Regions from separate parts of the Homo sapiens genome. Here region 1 is linked to region 2. Evidence: chromatin contacts called from ENCODE Hi-C or POLR2A ChIA-PET data. All regions are on one chromosome and are shown on one strand. Each heading gives the region's core, a stretch centred on a gene start or an enhancer-like site at or near the end of the contact. The rest is flanking DNA. Distances are from core to core; before and after follow the strand shown.

Region 1 (4,814 bases), core at 1,315-3,814, 250 kb before region 2:
AGATATCTTTGATCTAAGGGATGATTAACAAGTAAGGCTCCAAAATTATCCTCAGTAATAAATACATTACAAAACAGGTTTAACAACAAGTTTGGTGAGCTTCTGAAGAGAAGACATAAAAGATAATTGCCTCACTCAAACATATAATTAGTTCTGTTTCTCAAAGTACGAGAGAATGAAATTTATTTTTGAGAATTCAGAGACAGGTCAGTTACTAGAAAAGTCACTGACTCAGAAATCTAATCAGACATTTAAGGTTTTTAAGATTTCAATGGCATCTTAAAAATTTTTATTTCTCAGAGGCAGAACATGAGACAGCAAAAAGATCAATTATTATGAGCAATGTCTTTAACCTCTTCCCTCATCAAACCTTACAATGCAATCTTTGAGCTAAGGCATCTATTTATCTTGGGCAAGGGCCTTATTAACTTCTGAATTGTAAGAAAATCATGAAGCTTACTGAAACCACTAAAAAAAACCTGACCAAACACAATTTCCAATGTGATGAACTTTAATTTTTACAAAAAGATCACTTGCTTACTGTTGAAACAAAAACAAGCATTACCATCATAAAAGTACAAAAAACAAAGAATGAAAAGGAAGGAAGATATGCTTACTCAACTGATCTCGTAAAACAACCATGTATTTAAATTATATGTTAAATATATAACATAACATATTCTACTGGTAATACAATAGCTAAAGCGGTGCTATCTGAATAAGGAAAAGGCTAGTAAAACCTACTGCTATTGATATTTAATACAAGTACTCCTATGTTCCAATGATATTTTCCTAATAATTGAAATTTTTGTTAAAGTTTAAAAATGCCTAGATAATAAGTCAGCTAATATGATAATATGTTATCAAGAGGATATAGATTCATATATCGCCAAAAAAAAAAAAAAAAAGCACAGCAAAAGTATGTTAGGCCCTAAATGGAGGAGTCGGAGCTCACTTACCTTCACAAAGCTCATACGTATAGTACACATTTTTGTAAGCTCATAGACTGTCTCAAATCCATGGTTCACAGACTGTGCCAATAACTGAGCAAATTCTTGGTTGTTAAAAATTTTCAGACTACACCCACTAGGGATCTTGCAAACAGTAGTAGGATGAAATCCATGATGGTAGTTGCAGTTCCGACTTTGCACAAAGATGCTACTGTCACTAAGGCATTCGGCATACACCTCCCCTCCAACATAATAAAGATGAACTCCTATAGGAAGACAAAGCATACCATTTAGTTATTATTAATTTTTACAGCTCAAAGGCACCTGTGCAGCTTCAACACAGAAACTTAAATATACATGGATTTAAACTTTGGCTAGTTAGCTAGCTATTCTCTAGGTCCTGTACAACAGGAGTTCCCAACCCCCGGGGCCATGGACCAGTATCAGTCCGTGGCCTGTTAGAAACCAGGCCACATAGCAGGAGGTGAGTGAGCAAGCATTACAGCCTGAGCTCCACCTCCTGTTAGATCAGCGGCAGCATTAGATTCTCATAGAAGCATGAACCCTATGGTGAACTGTGCATGGGAGGGATCAAGGTTGCGTGCTCCTTATGAGAATCTAATGCCTGATGATCTGAAGTGGAACAGTTTCATCCTGAAACTATCCCTTTCCCATCCCCTGTGGAAAAATTGTCTTCCATGAAACTGGTCCCTGGTGCCAAAAAGACTGGGGATGGCTGATGTATGACTGATAAAAATCTTAGTTAACCGCATTACTTAATACAGTATCTAGGAGGTTTCTAGAAAATAACATAACAAAATGTTTTAAAAATAGTAATAGGCCAGGCACAGTTGTTCACGCCTGTAATCTCAGCACTTTGGGAAGCCATGGTGGACAGGTTGCTTGAGCTCAGTTCAAGACCAGCCTGGGCAGCACGGTGAAACCCCATCTCCACAAAAAAAAAAAAAAATACAAAAAATTAGCCAGGCATAGGGGTGCACACCTGTAGTCCCAGTTACACAGAGGCTGAGGTGGCAGGATTGCTTGAGGCAAGGAGGTTGAGGCTGCAGTGAGCTGTGATTGAGCCACTGCACTCCAGACTGGGTGACAGAGTGAGACCATCTCAAATAACAACAACAACAACAACAACAACAACATGTAGCAATTTCATTTTGGTAAGTGATTAATGTCCTATTTGGCCACACATTGAAAGTATATTTTCACTCTAAAAAGATAGCATAATAAAACCTGGATGCTATGTATTTACTATAAAGCGCTCTTGCATTTATTGTACAGCTAAGATGTTTGGAAAATTTTAGAAAGGGAAGAAAGGAGAAAGAGAAGAGAGGAACTGGAAAGCCACAGGTGGAAGAAGTATTGCCGAAAGCTGTAAGATATAAGATCCAGTAAAAAAACATGAAAATGAAACTAGAAAAGTCATACTGTGTGTGTAAAATTAGATCTCACTGAACTATCACCTGCTCCAAACTTCTTCCTGTGAGACCCAGAGTGCTTAAAGTGTAGGAAATTGGGCCTACCCTGCCTTTAAAAAAAGGAAAGTAGGGGTAAAAAAACCCATTCTCACAAAGCCCCACACCATTATGGAAGATGACTTTATACAGGTCACCCAGCAGCGTTAGATCCCATGTGGGTTTAAATGATCCACCTTGTAGGTAACTCTGGTATGGCTTAGTCAAGGCTATATTGTGTCTCACAGAAAACATTACAAGTTTTGTTTATATGTATACACAGCGGTTAGGATTTCTGTAATAATTAAATAGCTGCTAGAGCAGAAGGCCATTTTTTTGGCCTGATATAGAGAAAACAATTTAAGAGTGTGTGTGCTACTAATTTTTCCTGATGATAAAAATGACAAATTTTCATCCTGAAAAATCAGAAAGTAAATCAAAATATAAAGAAGCAGAAAATATTATCACTCTTTTAGTGACTCAGAGGCAATAATTATTAATAGTTTGATACACTGTATTCAGTTTTGGGTATCATTAAAATGTCTTTGCAAACATTTAAAATATCTCCATGATTGTATGAATGTTTTTTAAATGATTTTCCCATTAGTGGACCACTGGGATGACAGCAATGTTCTGCTTTTATAGTTAATGCCATGATAAATGTCTCTGGACAATTTTTGATAATATCCTTAGGAGAGATTCCTGGAAGTTAAATTACTGGATCGAAGGCTGCTGATTAACTCTGCCAAATGACTTTCCAGAATGCATCAATTTACACTGTCACCAGCAGTGTAGGAATGCTTTTCTCATTTCACCCATGCCAGTACTGAATTTGAGTGTAGAGCAAAAACAAAACGTCCCTAATTTATAGTTGACAAATAATTGTTTAATTTGCCTGTGAGGCTGGATATGCTCTCGTAGTTTATTAGCCATCTGCGTTTCTCTTGTGAATTCACTGTTCACATTTCTTACCTATTTATCTCACTGGGGTCCTATTTGTTTTATTTTTTAATGAACTGTTCATGTAAGAAGGATATACTTTCTTATTTGCTTCCCTGTTAGTCCTTTGTCTTTTAATTTTATTTGTGACATATTTTTAACCTACAGAAGTTTGCAATCTCTTAGTTAAACCTCTTATGGTCTTTTGTTGCTTTTTATGCTTAAAAAATTTCCACCTCTCTGATCAAGCATATTTTCTTCTAGCTTTTTAATTGTTTGACTCTTGAAAAACATTCAACTCATTAATCTGTTTGCATATATGGTATGAGGTCAGGGTTTCTCTTTCCCAGCCTCACCCAAACGCTAACTTGGTTATTGTAGAACCATTAGAAGACTCTACTGATTTGCTATGCTTCATTTAACATACATTATATTTTTATAACAGTATAGTCTGAGTTTAACTCATTCTGTTTTGTCTACACACTGGTTTACTTGTAGTTTTACAATGTTTTATTAACCCTAATGCCGATAATTTTTTCTTTACTTTTCCATTTACAAAGTTAGCTAGCCTCACTTGTTTATCCTTCCAGGTAATATTCAGAATATTCAGAATACATTTTCCAATTTTCAAAAAAATCACATTGTGATTCTGAAAAGAGTTGTTTTAAATTATAAATTAAATTAGATGGAATTAATATGCTTAAAATGTTCTCACAATATTAAGCCTTCCCTTTAAGGAACACAGACTGCCTATTTATTCAAATTTTCTTTCTCTCAGTAAAATTTGGTTTCTTCATGTAATTCTCACATATTGCAGGTTCAGATTATTTCCAAGAAACTGATGTTTTCTGTGGCTATTGGGAAGGGGATATTTCCCCTTTCATTATATTTCTAACTGGTTATTACCAGATTAAAGGAAACTGACTTACATAATTTTTAAAAGATAGATTCTTTGGAGGTTTCTAGATAAATAATCATATCATTTGAATAGGCACAATGCCCAACTATAATACTGGCATGGATGAAGGGAGAAAGGCACTCATATATTTCTGGTAGGAGTGCAAATTCATTTTATGTATGTCTGTATTTATTTATCTCTTTTGTTTTAATTAATTAATTAATTTATTTCAAGACAGAGTCTCTCTCTGTCACCCAGGCTGGAGAGCAGTGGCTTGATCTCAGCTCATTGCAACCTCCGCCTCTCAAATTCAAGTGATAACTTTGCCTCTGTCTCCCGAGTAGCTGGGATTACAGGCGTGTGCCACCACACCTGGCTAATTTCTAATTTTTAGTAGAGACCCGGGTTCCACCATGTTGCCCAGGCTGGTCTCGAACTCCTGACCTCAACTGATCCACCTGCCTTAGCCTCCCAAAGCACTGGAATTACTTTTTGGAAAGTAATTTGGTGAAATATATCAATGGATTTTGATATACTAATTTCACTTCAAGAATCTAT
Region 2 (4,621 bases), core at 2,018-4,517:
GCTTCCTCGCAATAATGATATCTGAGATCCTGGCATGCCAAGGGGAAGTTGCTAAGCTTTTTATGACCAAGTCTTGGATGTCATAATCAGGAATGTGCTGGTAAGAAAGACACCAGTATCACTAGGATGTTCAGTGATGACTCTCTTCTGCATGCCAGGGCTGGTGATACAGAAGGTGGTCACAGAGCTGGGTTCTTTAATAGCATGGCGAAGTACCAATAGCCATGCATTGGTACTTAATCACTGGGGGCCAGGTCAGAGGGGCAACCAAAGGCCTTTGACCAATAGGGAGTTGAGAGATGGTTAATTGAACGTTTGTCCCTAGGGGTAAAATAGGCAGCAACAAGGGTGCTGTTTAACATTTGTTGTAAGAACGAAGCAAGACCAGAGAAGCAGGAAGTTGAGAATGGTTGTCCAAATAAAAATTCAGGATCTTTTTTACAGTTCCTGTCCCTGAGCCAATTTTCAGATCCAGAACCCATTGACTAAAGAAGTGTCTGGGTCCCTAGAAAGAAAGACCTTGCAATACCATGGCAAGTGTATGTTGTAAAGATTTCCTTAGTGCCTCTACAAAGTAACCTACAGTCATATTCAAGGAGCTACATACACTGTGGAGATGGAAATAAACACAGGTCTGGTGGACACAGAGTCCGAGTTGACATTGATTCCCAGAGACCTGAAGTATCATCGTGGTCTACCTGTTATAATTGGAGCATATGGGGAGAGTTAACAAATGGAGTTCTGGCCAAAGCCTGACATATTTTCCTTGTCCCTGAATGTACTGGTGGTATTGACATACCTGGCAGTTGGAACCTGGGGCTCCACTGGGTCCCTGGCCTGTGGAGTAAAACTATCATAGTGGGGAAAGCCAAGTGGGAGCCTCGGAAATCTTCAAAGTAAGGAATTCTTGGGTAGAGGAATGAGATAAACATGTGGATTTGCATGTGAAGTATGTAAACCCAGTAGACAAAATGGGTTGGCCTGAGTTTATGTTAGCTAACCTTTGTCAATGTGTCCACTGCAATGCTGGCAGAATGCACACGCAAAGTGGCCGTGGCAGTTGAGACAGAGATTGCACATGAGCCCAATAGCAGAGACTGTTACTCATCAAGGCCCATCTAGCTATTAATACTTCCAATATCTAACCTGCCAACCACAGAGACAAATGTTAACCCCCTGACATGGCAGTGTTCCTCAAAAAGACCAACTGGCCACTTGGTCGCAAACTGACTTCACTGGGATTCTTCCATGTTGGAAATGCCAGCAGTTTCTTTTCATGGGAATAGATACTTACATTCCTGATATGGATTTGCCTTTCCCACCTACAGGAAAGCATCACTACCTGGGAATTTATGGAATGCCTATAGACATAGAATTCCACACAACATCCAACCAGAGAACCCACTTTAACTGTAATACAAGAGCAAGGTGGGCCCATGATTATGCAATTTATTAGTCATATTACACACTGCTTCTCCCACACTGCCCAGAAGCTGCTGGGGTTTTAAAGTGTTGAGCAACTTGCTGAAGGGGCAACTGATGCACTAGCTCACAAGAGGTGCCCTATGAGATGCAGCACCATCCTCCAGGAAGCAGAACAATCATTGAATCAGACCTCACTGTGGCACCGCATTTTCATCAGGAATCATCAGGTTCCCATGGGTCTGGGACCAAGGGATAGCAGTAGAATCGGCCCCACTTACTATCATTCCCAAAGATCTACTGGGGTACTCTGCAGATTCCTGCCTGGGCTCTCTGAAGGATGAGAAGCCCTCATTTCTAAAGGGGGCATGCACTCACCCAGGGAAATAGCAAGAGATTCCCTGAAATACAGGATACAGCTGCCCCTTGAACACTTTGGGATATTTATGTCCAGGGATCACCAAACAAGAAAAGAAGTCATCAGCTTGTCATAATTGACCCTAAAATGCATGAGAAAGAAGATTTCCTGGTATAAGAGACAAGCAGGAATATACGTAGCACTCAAGTGATCCAATTTGAGCATCTCTTGCCACTCTTTGCCCATATAAATGGAAACATGCAGCAGGCCTAGCCAGAGAAGTTTATGTTTAATGGGGAATTCTACTCCAGAAAAACTGCCAAGGCCAACATAGAGTGAAAAGAATTTAGAATGGATAGTGGAGGAGAAAAATGATGAGTTCCAGCTGTAGCATAGAGACCAACTGCAGAGACAGGGGCTCCATTTTGTCTCTGAACTATCCCTCAGGAAATTAGGCCCACCAGAGCCCTTGAGGAGCTAGCTATTTCCAAATATCTTGGAGAAAAGACTCGCTGACCAGAAGAAAGAAGGTGACTACCCGGCAGCCTCCAGTTGTCTACTTCTTCAGGATTCACCTCAGTGTTCAAGCCACGTTCAAATTCTTCTTGGAAAGACCCTGGTTCATGACTGAGCAAGGCAGTGGTAGCAGAGGTTAGACCCTTCTTTGGGTGGTGCCCAGCCAACAACGAGCGTGGCAGTGGCGTAAGGGCCTAGTCCTTTGTTTACCATGCAGTCCTCCTCCAATGGGCAGTCATTACTGTGGAACTTCTTGTTGGGCTGGCACAGACATTGTAAGGTCTTTATCATGTTCTGATGATTCCCTCTTCTCAGTATTGCTTCTTCAGCTTCTCTTTCACAGGACTTACTCTTCAGTAAAATATTTGCACTCTTAATTCCATCTCAGTTTCTGCCCTCCAGAGGATCTAACCTGAAATACATTTTATTCATTTTTGTAACCAGATTACTTAGCATAGTACCTGGAACATAATAGGTGCTCAATAAATATGTGATAACAGGACTCACTTTATTTACTGCAGTCTATGGCAAACTATATACCTAGTCATGGTCTAGTAACATGGCAGAGGCAAACAAATTTCCTTTCTTGTTTTTTACTTTTATCTTCTGATTCAAGAAACCTTTAACGATTTGAATGCAGCAAAGATGATGATGTTTTTGTTGGCTTTTTATTCATTAAAATGAGACACAATCTAATTCTTCTAAGTCCTTTATAATTTTCTGAGGCAGAAAATTTTCCAGGCTGGGAAAAGAAGACAAATTTGTATTTACATCACAGGGCATTTTCACCAGATATTTTTCTCAAATGACTAACGATGTGTTCATCACAGCCAGTCAAATTTGAGTTGCTACCCATAGGGACAAGACAGTAGAAATAGCCCATCAGCCAAAAAAACCACATAAAAGCCTTCAGTGCAACTCTGAAGCCACCCACGCAGCTGCCTGAGCAATCAGTCAGGGCACAGAGGCAGGAACTCAACTCATGTGGTGGCTAAAAGACTGTTTGAAGAGCTTGGCAAAAGCTTGTGGATTTCATAAAGGGGCTTTTACAATGAGAAACAAAAAATGATTTAGATCAGCTGCCCCCACTGCAAATACAGTTTCATGTGTCACTTTGTGGACGGCTTTGCCACTATATATGATGCTTTGCTTCAGAGAACTAATATAAATAGCACTATTGAAATGTACTGCACAGAACGAGAGCAATTCTGAGAGCACCTCTAGACAGATGAGAATCGTCTATCTCTGGGTCAAAGTATTTAAAAGGAAAAAACTTGGGCAATTGTTTTTATCTCAGGGATGAGAAGAAATGCCCCAACAAATTTTCTTTGAGCATACTAGTGACAAAGTGAGTGAAAAGCTGACCTCTGTACTAAAAACCTGATACATTCTCTACAGCAATGGTTCCCAGGGGTGTCAAGTTCATGTACCTTGCAAAGCAGAATCAAAATTTGAGGAACCTTACAGAACGGCTGTAAATTCCCACTGTACCCTTTGTATTCCTACTAAAAGTCCTACAGTCATTTTTGAGTATGAATTTTGGAGTCATTTATAGCAATCATTTGAGTGAAGTATTATGCAAAAACCCATGAAGTCTGCTAATGCATATACCTGGCTCTTAACTTGGCCAGCATGCCAACATTGAACTTCCTCTTGGACAGAGGCCACCCATTATTATGAGTTGTGCTAAAGCCTGTAGTGGTTTTGAGATTGAAAGTAAATGCAGTTAAAGACCGGGGCTATAAACCCCTGTTCACTTGAGACATAAAGAGCCTGGTATGTGTATAAGTAAGCCCTCCATTCTACCCTTTTAGGAGAGACAAAATAATTTGGTGTTCTTCTACCACTCAATTTATATTCAAATTAAAATATAATAATTTTTCCTGTGTGGAATGTCCTTGCTGTTTTGTTTTGTCAGGGCAAAAGAAACTCATTTAATTAAAAGAACCCTTAAACACATAAAGCACAATTGACTTCATCTAAAGAGAATTTTTTTCACATGTTCATGTAAGTATTTGTAATTTCTTTATACTGAATACAAACAAACACCCTGTTTTCTTGGCATATTAAACAACTGCTGCATATGTCTTCTGACTTAATTCTCAGGATACAGAGTGAATTTTGCAAGTAAATTCAATTTCATGTGCTAAATACATCTCTTTTAAAAGGAAAATGAATTGACTTCAATGGAAGCTTCTGATGCAAGCCCTCTAAATGCAAAATGCTAGAGGAACTTTGCAAATCTATTACCTTTAATACTATACTGTACCTCTAATTTCTCTTTAACTGCTAGCCACGAAAATGGTTGCTTTTTAAAACTCACCT

Evidence for each region. A loop is a pair of places that touch in the nucleus more often than their neighbours do. ChIA-PET counts read pairs that join two places held with the same protein, here RNA polymerase II (POLR2A). Pooled maps may share reads with other maps.
Region 1: a map with no recorded cell type shows a loop between it and region 2 (2.5-fold over the local background). The contact joins two enhancer-like sites. A Hi-C loop is called at or near these places in 4 of 37 single-sample maps with no recorded cell type and 6 of 50 pooled maps. POLR2A ChIA-PET finds 5 or more read pairs at or near these places in 2 of 52 experiments (GM12878 and H1).

What each region holds. Positions count from the first base shown.
Region 1 is chr4:145,550,186-145,554,999 of GRCh38, reverse strand. It overlaps SMAD1 (SMAD family member 1), which reads right to left. Exons shown (of 7, transcript NM_005900.3): 6 at 960-1,216. Among named protein-coding and RNA genes, the nearest start is that of SMAD1-AS1, 35 kb to the right of the region's middle. Within about 2 kb of position 2,564, at least 2 of the 41 ENCODE cell types and tissues checked have a DNase peak (open chromatin) inside an H3K27ac peak, as active enhancers do.
Region 2 is chr4:145,298,422-145,303,042 of GRCh38, reverse strand. No RefSeq gene overlaps it. Among named protein-coding and RNA genes, the nearest start is that of LINC02266, 40 kb to the left of the region's middle. RefSeq lists an enhancer at 2,495-3,694. Within about 2 kb of position 3,267, at least 2 of the 41 ENCODE cell types and tissues checked have a DNase peak (open chromatin) inside an H3K27ac peak, as active enhancers do.